Regions from separate parts of the Homo sapiens genome. Here regions 1 and 2 are each linked to region 3. The links are chromatin contacts, found by Hi-C or POLR2A ChIA-PET in ENCODE. All regions are on one chromosome and are shown on one strand. The core of a region is the stretch at or near the end of the contact, and the rest is flanking DNA. Distances in the headings are between cores, read along the strand shown. Region 1 has its middle 87 kb from the start of C5orf67. Region 2 overlaps ANKRD55 (ankyrin repeat domain 55). Region 3 has its middle 67 kb from the start of LINC01948.

Region 1 (4,507 bases), core at 1,543-4,042, 280 kb before region 3:
TGTTGATACTTCTCACTTTTGGGAATGTGCTCACATGCTAAGAACTACAGAAAATTGTGTTCTGATGGATGGTAGATGGGAGGGTAGGGTGAGAGAGAGCATGAGAAAATAAATAAGCACTTCACTCGAAGTGTCCTGTTTTCACGGCACTGTGCCATATTTTATTTATTTATTTATTTATTTTTTTTTTTTTGAGATGGAGTCTCACTCTGTCGCCCAGGCTGGAGTGCAGTGGCTCAATCTCGGCTCACTGCAAGCTCCGCCTCCCGGGTTCACGCCATTCTCCTGCCTCAGCCTCCTGAGTAGCTGGGACTACAGGCGCCCGCCACCACGCCCGGCTAATTTTTTGTATTTTTAGTAGAGACGGGGTTTCACCGTGGTCTCAATCTCCTGATCTAGTGATCCTCCCGCCTCGGCCTCCCAAAGTGCTGGGATTACAGGCTTGAGCCACCGTGCCCGGCCCGCAGTGTGCCATTTTATAAGGTCATGTCCTCTCCGTAAACACCTCTGATATCTTCCCAGGTCTAGTTTTTGCGTCTGCCTCTGTGCTGTACTTTATTCTTGTCCTACCCACTTCGAAACTGTCCTTTGAGGGCAGGGATCATATATTGTTTTATTTCATATTTTTTATAAACTTTTTCCAGCTTGATGTTTCACAAATATGTAAAATAATTTTTAATGGTTATGTGTTTGCTCTCTTTAATTAGGGAAAGTAATATAAGTTTCTGTCCATAGCAGGGATAAGCTTTCCTTTAAAAATACATTTCTTTACTTTTTAAGAAATGAGTTGATTTAAATAGAAATACTGACAGCCCAGGTCATGTGTAGAAAAGGCACAAGGTAAAAATTGTGAAGGTGGCACTAGAGATTGCCAAGCACTGACACAGGTGCTCAGTTAATGTCATTGGAACTGAACTGGGAGGAGAAAGCAGATGTGCTTGGGTCTGTTTTGGTCGGGGGAGGGAGGAGAAGGATGAGGATCAGCACAGTAAGGTAGGGGGGATAAGGAGAGGGGGAGACAAGAAGGTGAAAGGGGACGGGAGAGAAGCTTTAGGGTTGGAAGCAGGGTGCATCAGAGCCACTACTTGAAAAGGGAAGGGAACAAACAGTTTTATTGTGAGTCCACAGAGTATCAAGCCCTGCACTGGGTGTTTTATACACATTATTTAATTTCAACATGAAGGAGAATGATGTAGGGAAAAAGAATTGGGGACCATGTGGGGAGTATAAAAGAAAATGAGCCCTAAAACTGGAGAAAGGGGATGAAAAATGTGGGAGATGCCCTACATTTATCTAGAGGGAATCTTATTTAGGGCATGGGTGGATGGATGGTGTGTATGGAACTGTTTTGTTATGCAGCTGCAGGACAGGCACTTTGCCCTGAGATTTATGTAGAACATTCCCCTTGTTTTCCCACAATGCACTCCTCATAAAGGGGCTTCCTTCCCAGAGCATGTGTAAACTGAGGTCAGAGTGTTGATTAACCATTGAGGTATCCACTTTCAATCCTGTGTTGTGTATGGCAGCGTAGGGGACAAAAAGGAAGATTGCTCATTTATTTATTTGTTTATTTTATTTATTTATTTTTTTGAGACAAGATCTCGCTCTGTCACCCAGGCTGGAGTGCAGTGGCACGATCATGGCTTACTGCAGCCTCAACCTCCTGGGCTCAAGTGATCCTGCTGCCTCAGCTTCCTGAGTGGCTGGGACCACAGGCGTGTGCTACCATGCCTGGCTAATTTTTTTAAGTGTTTTGTAGAGATGGGGGTCTCACTATATTGCCCAAGCTGGTCTCAAACTCCTGGGCTCCACCTCCCAAAGTGTCGGGATTACTGTCATGAGCCACTGTCCCTGGCCTAGTTTTTTCTTTATAGTTTAGATTTTCCCTCTGATAATTCTTCGCTTGCTATTTTTCAAATGTAATGGCAGCCTGGGGACTGGTGGGCGAGCGGTGGGGGTGCAGGATGACTCACCCAGGAGTCAAACCGAAGATCTCAGAATGTCTCTCTTATTTGTACTCTGATAAAGGCAAGTTCAGTTCATATTTATGAGAGAGTACCATAATAAAAGCAAACAAACAAAACAACAACAACAACAAAAAAAAACAAACAAAAAAACTCCCCAAAGCCAAAAAAACATTAAATCAACCTTTAAGTTCCGGTGTGGTGCAGCAGTCCTAATTTACCCTTTGTGATTTCTTTTATGTCTTGCTTCCAAATGGCAATGAACATGTCTTTCCACCACTCTGGGGAGGAAATAAGAAGTTACTCACAAAGACAGGTGGGGCTCAATCTGCAGAGCCAGGACACCTTGGACCTTGGCTGTTACAACCCAAAATACCTTTTTCGTTGTGTTTTAGATCTATACTTGTTTAAAAGTTGTTTTTAACTCATCCTCTGGGGAGCTCGGGTGATGGGGAAATAACTATTTCAACAGTTTGACCCTCTCGCATGCCCATCTTGGGAACCAGACGGCTGGGCTTGGCCAAGAATAAATGGAACTTGAGTTTCAAAACCTTCCTACCCAGTAAAGTTTCAAATTTGTAGCCTTTGAAGACAGAGAAGATGTGAAATGTAGCAAACTGCGTTGGACATTAACCAACAATTGTTTGGAGAATTCTCTTGCTTTTTTGGACAAGAAACCCTTGACAGCCATGATTTTAAAAATCCTTCTTTATAATCTTCTGGGTAACTGGGACTGTACGACCTCTGAAACCCTCTTATCTGCCTAAACATTCTTTGATCCACCCACCTTAAGCAGAACAGGAAAAGGTTTTGTTTGGTTTTGTTTTTAGGCGTTGTCGCACCCTAATGGAAACTTTTTAGGTTGTGTATTAGACTGGCCAAATTAAAAACATCTAAATACAACACCTCAAAACGTGTTGTTTATAATTCAGTGTGGAAATGAATAGAAAGTAAATTCAGCTTTGGGTTAAAAAAAGTTTTAACAAAAGTTATCTCAGTTGAGGAAACTCCATTCTGTTAATTTGATGTTCTCGTCCTTTCCAATCTCCTCACTCCCTTTTTGCTGTCGTTTGAAATCATAATCCATTGAAATCAACTAAATCTATTAAAATCTATCAAATCAACTTCTGATAACTGTTAAAATTCTTTTGTCATGTTAGGACTTCAAAAATGGCATCAGTTCAGTTACTTTGCTATTATAACCCCTTTGCGGGTAGGGAGATTAAGAAGTAATATGTAGAACAAAAGAAGAAACCACACAAGAGATGAAGAAAATTAAATTAATTTCCAGCTATGTTGTAATCTTAAGAGAAAGCAAAATGTACCTCCTAAATGAGTATCTATATATTCCATATATATGTATTTACACACACACTCACACACACACTCAATTTCCTTGGAACAGAAAATTATCAAGAGAATTTGAACTTTTAGTCAATTATCATTTCCCCAACATATGGATACCTTGTGATATATTCTTAAATAGAGGTGCTATTAGAATTTTTGGAGCTAAGTTATACTGAAAATATGACCAAACTTTAAAAAATACATAAGAATGAAGGAAATGAAACTGAATACTTACTAGGACTTCTGAAGCCTACTCTGAATTAAAATGAGGTAGAAAAAATAAACTATAGTTGCCAGGTGAGGACTCACATTGTCTCACTTGGAAATGGGGACATGAGCCCTTGGTACAATCATCTTTTTATCACTGGAAGAATTAAAGGACTTCCCACATCAGTTACTCTTTGATTGTTCCAAAACCCAAGTCCAAGTTCCTGTAATGCCTGGCAGTAACTTCTTCTGACCCAAAGTAAAGGTTAGTAGAACATAGCATTTCCAGGCTGTGATGTTAGAGGCACAAATATGACATGCTAATGTTACTTTTTAAACGTTACTCTAAGAAAAGATTTAATCTCTGCACTATTACTTGTGTTACTATCTACTGATGTAAAGAAAGCCATGACTTCTAGATTGGTGGATGGATTTTGGTGACAATCTTGAATTAGAATCTTGGCTTTACTACATTTTCATTTTGTGAACCTAGGCAAGCTAACTTCTCTGAGACATAGTTTCTTGCCTGTAAAATAGGTATAATAATAACCTCTAATGGGGTTTTGTGAGGATGGAGTGAGAAAATAGGTAAATCACCTGCTTAGTAGAGATCATTCCCCCATTGTCCTTTTCTAGGACTCACAGGTTTTTAAATTGCTAACATTAAGGATTCTCACACTTTACCATTGAAACTACTTTTTTAGGTTTCTTGGAAGTGTTTTTGTCTCTCCTGATCTTTAATATCCTTCTTCTATGTGTTTCCTTTTTCATCCCTATTCTTCCCTCCTTGATCTGATATTCACCCCAATACATATTTAAACCTCCCATCTTGGTTTTCTCTATCCAACTTTACTTTCTTCCTTTTTTCTTCCTGGCAACCAAATAACTTCTTTGATCCTGAGTACTTTATCACTCTCCAGGAACAATTCAGCTATGCATATTGCCTGTAAAAACATTATGGCATTACAAATAATTTTCAAGGAAAAAAT
Region 2 (4,864 bases), core at 1,807-4,306, 270 kb after region 3:
AAGTGATTCTCCTGCCTCAGCCTCTTAAGTAGCTGGGATTACAGGTGCCTGCCACCATGCCCGGTTAATTTTTGTATTTTTTGTGGAGATGGGGTTTCACCAGGTTAGCCAGGCTGGTCTCGAACTCCTGTCCTCAAGTGATCCACCTGCCTCGGCCTCCCAAAGTGCTGGGATTATAGGCGTGAGCCACCACGCCCAGCCTAGATATATATTATATCTAGATATGTTATATCTAGGGAGAAAGAAAGAATTAAATTCAAGAAAAAGTCATGTTATTTTATTTTATGGCCCTTTCTTCTTTTGTTTTGTTGACTCAGCTATCCAATTTATTTCCCAGACTTGACTCCAGGTGACTGTTATTTCCAAAACCTACTCTCAAAAAACTAAGATTTTCATGGTATTAGAGGTGTTTATGAGATATAAATAAGTAAATAAAATTTTATACCAATTAGAATTTTTTAAAAATGTCCTGTAGACTTTAGAGCAGGAGTCCTTACCCATATTTATGACATGGACACATCTTCATGTGTTTGTGAAACCTATGGATAACTTCTCAGAAACATACCTGAAATTAGGCTGGGTGCAGTGACTCACACCTGTAATCCCAGCCCTTTGGGAGGCCGAGGCAGGAGGATTGCTTGAGCTCAGGAGTTCAGGATCAGCCTGGGCAACATGGCTAAACCTCATCTCTATTTAAACTTCTTTTTAAAAGGAAAAAAATATCAAAAAGGAAAAATATCTGAAATTACAGAAAATGAAACATATAAGATTGCGAAAGAAATCAAAATATTAAAATACAGCTATCAAAACATTCTTTTATTTATTTATTTATTGAGACGGAGTCTCGCTTTGTCGCCAAGGCTGGAGTGCAGTGGTGCGATCTCAGCTAGCTGCAACCTCCACCTCCAGGGTTCAAGTGATTCTCCTGCCTCAGCCTACCGAGTAGCTGGGATTACAGGCACCCACCGCCACACGTGGCTAATTTTTGTATTTTTTAGTAGAGGCGGGATTTCACCATGTTGGCCAGGCTGGTCTCGAACTCCTGACCTCAAATGATTCATCCACCTTGGCCTCCTAAAGGGCTGGGATTACAGGTGTGAGGCACCACGCCCAGCCTATTTATTTATTTATTGAGACGGGGTCTCACTCTGTGAGGCCAGAGTGCAGTGGTGCAATCTCAGTTCACTGCAACCTCTGCCTCCCAGGCTCAAGTGACTCTCCCACCTCAGCCTCCCAAGTAGCTGGGACTACAGGCGCATACCACCATACCCAACTAATTTTTTTTTTTTCTGTAGAGGCAGAGTTTCACCATGTTGCCAAGGCTAGAAAACATTTTAAAGACCAAATTTATGATAATAACATATAAGGTTGTTTATTAATGCGTTAAATAAGATTTGATGGTAGGAGCACAAACTGCTACAATTGTTGAAGTAGTGAGACATGTAGTGATCTGCAATCACTAATGTAATAGCACTGTACCTATAATTTATAGAGGTGGCAAAGTCACAGGTACTGTTTATACTACTGTGGGTTGTTGCCTATATTCATAATTGAAAAAGATGTTAAATTTCAATTAGAAGTTAGTGAAAATAGGCCGGGCGCAGTGGCTCACGCCTGTAATCCTAGCACTTTGGGAGGCCAAGGCAGGCGGATCATGAGGTCTAGGAGTTCAAGACCAGCCTGGCCAATATGGTGACGCCCATCTCTACTAAAAATACAAAAATTCAACGGGCGTGGTGGCTCGCACCTGTAGTCCCAGCTACTAGAGAGGCTGAGGCAGGAGAATCTCTTGAACCCAGGAGGTGGAGGTTGCAGTAAGCCGAGATGGTGCCACTGCACTCCAGCCTGGGTGACAGAATGAGACTCCGTCTCAAAAAAAAAAAAAAAAGAAGTTAGTGAAAATAAAGATGTAATTATTTCTCTGATGAAACTCACACATCCTTATTTCTATCCATGGATAGAGCTCTTGCTCTAGTGGCAATTTCCAAAAAAAAACCTCCCAAAAGTATTTTGAGCAATGAGTAGAATAATTGTATAGCCTCCCAAGGTGATCTCCTTGGAACAGGAAGATTGTTTTATTTTAATTATTCAACAAATATTTGTTCAGTACCTGCCATGTCTCATGTGGGCTTCATCCCTGCTATGATGGAGTTCACAGTTTAGTGCAGAAGAATGTAGATGTTCTTTTTTTGTTGAAAATTAAATCTATCAACTTAGGCTTCTATTCTGAAGGCTTTGTTTTATAAGTTTGTTCTTGTTAGAATTGGCTCCTAGACTTCTATGGCCTAAGTTCGTTTTATTGTTTTTCTTGTCTGATTTAAATTATGAAAACTCCCATTCTAAAGTCTTTTTTTAAAAATGTCAGACATATTATTCTTATAATTATTACAGGGAGAAAGTGAGAGTTTTTAAAGAGTGTCGTTATTAGCAGCCCTTCCTAGTGCCCTAAAATCCAACCTCAGAGTATTCTTGGCCTTCAGTTACAGTCTTTGGCTATCGTGATGCTCACCGTCTATCTACTCAGTTTAGGAAATTCCAAAACAAAGACAATGAATTAATTTACTAAGCTTTCTGATGTATAAGATTGTTTTTCAAATAAAAATGAAAGAAAATGGCTTTCATTACTGTACTTGTAACACCATCTAGTTTTTAAAACTAGATCTACTTTTAAAGTACATATTAATTCCAATTTTTTATCTAAGGGAGACCCTCTATCACTTTTGTTGGGGGTGATCATATATGATTAGAGGATTAAGTATGTTAATTTTTAAATGTCAACCAGAGCCAAGCTGCTGGAAATTCTAGATCCTTCAAAGCATCTGGAATTGTTTACTGACCTCTCAGCCAGCAGACACCTGCTATAATTCTTAACCCTCCCCCTCCACCACCCCACCCCGAACCGCCAACCAAGACGGGGAACAAACCAAGCACCCAGCCACATCAACATTTCTCTCTGTGTGCCTTTCAGTGTTGTCTAGAGACACTCTAAAAGTACAGTTCTGAAACATGAAACCTGCTAAGCACTAAAGCAGATTTCTGGTTCAGAAAACACAAAAGTGGTTTTGAAAAAAAAAAAATGTTCTGAGAAGCTGATAGGACTTGTAAGCCTTTAACTGAAATTGTGGTGGCACAGGTTCAAGGCGCAGAATTACTCATCAACACAAGACACTGTTCCAAAGCAACCCTACTATGCACCCAACAGTTAGAACATACATTTTGTCTTATCAGCAATCTAAAATCAGATCCCAAGTCAACCAAAACTTAACATTTCCCCTCAAAACATTCTGGAGAGCTTATATTTTTAACTGAATATGTGTTCCTCCTCACTCTTTGAGCCAATCAATACTTTTTGATTTTCAGAAGAGTAGAATTCTCCCGTCACCAGGGCCATCTGGGTGTTTGTTGCAACATGCCTGATAGTGACTGCTAGATTGTCAGCTCCTAGATGCTTCGAAGGCTCAGTTTATCCCTCAGTGAAACTCCAGGAAGTAACTGGTTGGAAAGGTCTCCATAACTTGGACACAGATGGCTGTCTTATCCAACAGACTCTGATTTTATATTCCCTATGAGTCCAAGTGATCTTTGATAAGCTGCAATTCACTAATTAATTCTTCCAGTAAGCATTTCTTGAACACTTACTGTGTGCTCAGTGCAGGGAGCATACCATGCTGAATATGCCACAGCATCTGCCTTTATGTGCATCACAGCTTAATCGTGATTTCTGTCACTGCTTAGTACAGATACCAATTGCTAAGCCTGATGTTTGCCCCTTAACTGGTCACCAGAATTTTAACATAAGACAACTACAATTTCTGCGGGCCCAACAGAAGTTGAAGAAAGAAGAAGAAGAAAGGAGAAGGAAGCAGTTGTAGGAAAATGTTCCTAAATAAAGTGTGCAATACCAACCGCTGCCTTTGAGCTGCTTTTGAAAGCTTTGGTTTTCACATTATTAACTCTAAGAGGATTTATTCTTATTTCTCATCAGCCCAAATGAAAAAAAGAAAAAGAAAAAAAAGCGGCAGGAAATTTCCCTTTACTTGACTGAGTGTTCACAGCCCATTTATATTGCACAAGTATTTAGAAAAGTAATGAAGTAATTTGGGTCTTGATTTGGAGCCATTCAGAGGATCACCAGTTATTTTCAAGATGTTCTCAAGTTTTGTGGTGACGGTGAACTGGGTGGGAGAATATGTATTATGTATGTGTATATATCTTATAAAAATAAATGTTTGCCAACTGCACTTTCAGGAGGACCCTTGAGGCAATGCCAAATGAAACAAAAATATAGGGTACCAATCCTTACACTAGTAAGAACCATCATTTTAGAAAGTAAGACAACCTTGAATCCAGCTACAATTACAAAGAAAGGAATTTTTTAGCATCTGAGCTCATTCCCAAAATGAAATTCTACCACCATGATGTGTGGAAAGAACATTTTTTTCTCCAGAGTCAGAGAAACAAGTATTGAACCCTAGCTCTACCATGGACTCAGTCAATGGCCTTAGGCAAATTACTTAATCTGTATTTCAGTTTCCTTGCCTGTAAAATAGGCTTAAAACTACTAACCCCTTAGGATCATGTAAAGATTCTATGAGATAGAATATACAAAGCTCTTGGCACCAAGTAGGTGTATGAAAAATGATAGCACTCCTCCCACCCCACCCCTTCACCAAACTATGCAAGAGTTGGGTTTTGTGGGGGGGTTTCTTGCGGTTGTTTAAAGAGAATAACTCTTAAAGTCTGAAACTGTATTTAGGAGACAATAATTAACACTGCATTACCATTGTTTAATTCACAACCACATTTTCGCACTGAATTCCCACATCTCTAAATCATACTTCTGCATATACTCATTGCCATCTAC
Region 3 (4,493 bases), core at 13-2,512:
GACAGGCATCTGTGTGGATGGGGTACCTTAAGTTTGCTGTGGTAAAAATATTGTGATAATATCATGTTGTGTGTTCTCTTGCCCTGCTGTGATGGTTAATACTGAATGTCAACTTGATTGGATTGAAGAATGCAAAGTATTGATCCTGGGTGTGTCTACGAGGGTGTTGCCAAAGGAGATTAACATTTGAGTCAGTGGACTGGGGAAGGCAGACCCACCCTTAATCTGGTGGTCACAATCTAATCAGCTGCTGGCTAATTTTCTGTCTGGCTAAGCAGACAGAAAAACGTGAAAAGGCAAGACTGGCCTAGCCTCCCAGCCTACATCTTTCTCCCGTGCTGGATGCTTCCTGCCATCAAACACTGGACTCCAAGTTCTTCAGTTTTGAGACTGGGACTGGCCCTCCTTGCTCCTCAAGCTTGCAAATAGCCTATTGTGGGACCTTATGATCATGTTAGTTAATACTTAATAAACTCCCCTTTATATATATAATATCCTATTAGTTATGTCCCTCCAGGGAACCCTTACTAATACACCTGCCAACATAAGAACCAGAAGGAAGAAGTGCAGACGAGCTGGAAGAGTAAGGTGCATGAGTAAATATGAGCTGAGCTACTCAGAATTTTGACAGGACCAATAATTCCTGAAACCTTTGATGTCTGTTTTATACATACACACACACACACACACACACACACACACACACACACACACACTGACCTCCCACAGTGTGCCAGTTAAAACAATGAAATCCCAGAAGAGTTAACTTGACCGAGTCTGAGAAAGCATTACTAGATATCTAAGGACAAAGAAAGAACAAAACTATTTTTAAAAATCTGAAAATGTTAAAAGCTCCAAGAAAAGAGTTAAGATGTGTCTTAAGAATTCAAAAGCCCTCAAAGCTAGCAGATAATAAAGAGAAGAGTGAGTTGACAGTGACAACAAGGCAAATTCTGGCCTTGAATTGCAATCTTTAGGTTCCAGGCTTAGGACTCTCAGAAATTTCATAGCTCCTTGGTTTTGAAATAATGTAAACAATGGCCTAGAAAGACATTCCTGAGAAGTAGACTGGACTGCAGATAAGAAGCTGGACCCAAGGCTCAGGCTGGTGTTAAGACTGTGCAATCTACTTCTCTGTGAAACTTTCTTGGGGGTGAGAAGTTTAGAGTCAACAACTGGAAGAACTCTGTAGAGAGGCGTGGCCCAATTGCTGCTTCCTCTTTTCTCCTGGGGGCAAGTTTCATCAGTCTCAGAGCCCTGCTGTTTGTCATGGGAAATGGGGTGATGGCTGTAGTTCCTGTCTCAGTCTTATTGGTCGATCATACCCTGTCAGCGACCTAGGACATGGTAAGCACTCAAGCACACCATAATTATTTAATATTGATGCAGGGGCTGCCACGACTTAACAATATATTAATGACCAATATTTCATTACTGTGGGTTTGGGGACAGTCAGCCTTAATAGCAGGAGGCTAAACCAGAGTGACTAAAGAGCATCAGAGGATTTCGGATAGCACAGGCGGCAAAGGTCCATAGTGAGACAGCCACGGGGCAAAGGCAACTGGCTTTCTTTACTGAAGAACTACTTTGTGTCGGAGAACCTACTATAAGGAGTTATATTAGAGGTGAAGTTTCTCATGCATGGAGAGACTAGGAGTGATGGTTGACCCCAATATCTTTTTTTTTTTTTTAGAAACAGGGTCTTGCTCTGTGGCTCAGGCTAGAGTGCAGTGGCATAATCATAGCTCACTGTAGCCTCGAGCTCCTGGGCTGTAGGGATCCTCCTTCCTCAGCCTCCTGAGTAGTTGGAACTACAGGTGTGTGCTACTGCATCCAGCTAATTTTTAAAAACTTTTTTTGTAGAGACAGATTCTCACCCCCTTGCCCAGGCAAGTACAGAGATCCATGTACTGGCGCGGTGGCATAGTGGCTCATGCCTGTAATCCCAGCACTTTGAAAATCCTAGGTGGTAGGATTGCTTTAGCTCAGGAGTTCAAAATCAGCCTGGGCAACATAGCAAAAACATGTTTCTACAAAAAATATTTTAAAATGTAGCTGAGTGTAATGGTGCATGCCTCTGGTCCCAGCTACTCAGGAGACTGAGGCCAGAGGATCATCTGAGCCTAGGAGGTCAAAGCTGCAGTAAGCCATGATCACACCACTGCACTCCAGCTTGGAAGACAGAGCAAGACCCTGTCTCAGAAAAAAAAAAAAATGTTTAAAGAAGACAATTAATTTAGATATTTCAGGATTCCCACAAAATATCAGCAGCTAATAAAATCCTGTGCTAGGCCTTACCAAGACAAAATAACATTTAGCCCTATATTTGATGCCTCTCCCATAAAGTCTCAATTTTCTATTGCTATTTAAAAAAATGATGCCATGAAAATACAAAGCAGCTGAAATGAATTATGAGTCCTTTTCGGGGAGGAGAAGGGGGAAAATCTTTCCCCAGGGGCACATTTTTTAAAGTTCCTCTTTCTATTTGAAATGCTTCCTGACTTGAAGCCTTGCAAGAATTTCACAATTAGATGGGTGCAGGGAAGAACAGTTCTGCAGAGTAGCAGAACATTTCTTGCAAATTAAAAAATTATTTGGTTCTGTCGCTAACCTTATTCAAAACTCACTCAATGGTTTACAAAATGCCGGTTCCTCTTAGTTATTTCTTATCAGTGTTCTTATGCAGAGAAGTGTATAAAATACACTGTATAAAATTATGAATGCTAATTGCAAGATTTTCAGGTTCTTAATATTAACAAAGATACATCATAAGCCATCTTTGTTAATCAGCAAATTAAACCTATTACACCAAGTCGACTTCTAAGATTTGTCAAAGTATAATTATTTTTAAGTTAAAAACTTAACTCTCATAAAACATATAGTGAGCAGATGTCAAAGATTTATTTAACTCAACGAGAGAAGAAGCAGAATGACAAAGCTGGAATAAAGAAGAGTATGACAACCATCACGTGGATAGTCATTGGAAGTAATTCTGAAATAAGAGTGCAAAGTTAGACACCAAACTGGTTAATGTCCTACAGGGCAATAAAGCCATAACCATCGGGGTTACCCTTTTTTTTTCTGGACAGATGTCTTTAGCAATGTAACATTTTCTATGGGATAACATCAAACTTTACAGAGTCTGGGTCCTAATTAGTAAGACACACAATGTTACCTCCCCCTAGAATATCAGATGACTTTTGGGCAAGCAGATTAAAAGGTATGCATTCATCTTTTTTCTTTATTTTCAAGATTTGGATAACTCTTCTTAATGGATCTTAGAAAAACATGCAGAAAAACCCAGAATTCTCCAGGAAGAGTCCAGTGTTCCCATCTTTATTAATCTGGCTTAGCTGGCATTTGTATTGTCACGGGAGAGAGTCGGGATAAGGACAACATAAATAGGAAAGCTTGATCAAGAATTCCCTTACTTCACAGTTACTGCCTAAATGCAGATATTAATACTTAAAGTCAGCGGATGTGAAACTAAACAGCAAGCTGAGCCCAGCCCCTCTCACAGTTTGCTGCTGTCTCAGGTCTCCTGACATGACAGTGCTCACGTCATTTGCAGCCAGAGAAGCCCCAGCCTCACCCAGCACCCTCCTCAACCCAGTGCTTCTCCCATCCACTCATTTCCCCACCACCGGGGACCCAAGCAGCCTACTTCCTCTGAATTACCATGCTTATCCTCACTCATATTTTGGCTTTGTTTCACTGTTCCCCTGGATTTTATGGTTGCATTCATACTGCAGTATAACCAGTATAAATCAATACTTAATGATTTCGTATTTTTTCGCACACTTTTTGTGGACAAAGCCCAGTGACAGGTCTCTCTCATCTCTTTCTTTTTCAGTTCACACCAGCACCTGGCCTCATTGTCACAGATATATCCACAAGGGCTTAAATTCTTATAATCTGCTAATTCTTTCACAGTCTGTCTACGAGGCAGGGCACACCCGGACAACTTGAACTAGAGATCAGATATGAGTCTCTTTATGAGGAGCTTAAAATAAAATAGGATGGAGAAAAATAGAAAAACCAGAAACACTGCCCCACCTTTGTTTTTTTAAGCCACTGCTAAAGAGCCTGCATACAAGTTAAGCTTGTGAGACAAAGTTTAAACTCAAGATGTGTGCATTAGGGGGCAAGTAATTGGTACCCACTGGGTTGGGCCTTCTTGGAGTTGGTAGCTTTTCATACCCACTGGGAATGTCTTGTCCCTTTTTCACAGCCACCCAGATCTTATTTTCAAATTTTAAATCTCAGTTTCCTAAGAAGCTTCCAGTGGTTTTCCATCCCACAACCTCCTATAGCACTCATGGTAGGAATCAGTTGTCTGGTATTACACACATGCCATATGTTGCCAACATCCTCTAAGCTTGAAGCATGGCTCACAACTCCTAAGCAGGATAGCAGGGTTTGTACAGTCCTGGTTGCATCTTGTACTTCTTTATATATAAGAACCCTCATAGCTCTATATTGGAGCTCAATAC

The links. Hi-C counts contacts between places; a loop is a spot of excess contacts on that map. ChIA-PET counts read pairs that join two places held with the same protein, here RNA polymerase II (POLR2A). Pooled maps may share reads with other maps.
Region 1: a pooled map shows a loop between it and region 3 (8-fold over the local background). The contact joins two enhancer-like sites. A Hi-C loop is called at or near these places in 22 of 37 single-sample maps with no recorded cell type and 5 of 50 pooled maps. POLR2A ChIA-PET finds 5 or more read pairs at or near these places in 3 of 52 experiments (GM12878, WTC11 and activated B cell).
Region 2: a map with no recorded cell type shows a loop between it and region 3 (5-fold over the local background). The contact joins two enhancer-like sites. A Hi-C loop is called at or near these places in 6 of 37 single-sample maps with no recorded cell type and 5 of 50 pooled maps.

Annotation. Positions count from the first base shown.
Region 1 is chr5:56,690,821-56,695,327 of GRCh38, reverse strand. No RefSeq gene overlaps it. Among named protein-coding and RNA genes, the nearest start is that of C5orf67, 87 kb to the right of the region's middle. Within about 2 kb of position 2,792, at least 3 of the 41 ENCODE cell types and tissues checked have a DNase peak (open chromatin) inside an H3K27ac peak, as active enhancers do.
Region 2 is chr5:56,146,868-56,151,731 of GRCh38, reverse strand. All of the region lies in intron 6 of ANKRD55 (ankyrin repeat domain 55), which reads left to right. Among named protein-coding and RNA genes, the nearest start is that of ANKRD55, 84 kb to the left of the region's middle. RefSeq lists a cis regulatory region at 2,762-3,262. Within about 2 kb of position 3,056, at least 4 of the 41 ENCODE cell types and tissues checked have a DNase peak (open chromatin) inside an H3K27ac peak, as active enhancers do.
Region 3 is chr5:56,412,245-56,416,737 of GRCh38, reverse strand. No RefSeq gene overlaps it. Among named protein-coding and RNA genes, the nearest start is that of LINC01948, 67 kb to the left of the region's middle. RefSeq lists an enhancer at 1,354-1,403. Within about 2 kb of position 1,262, at least 16 of the 41 ENCODE cell types and tissues checked have a DNase peak (open chromatin) inside an H3K27ac peak, as active enhancers do.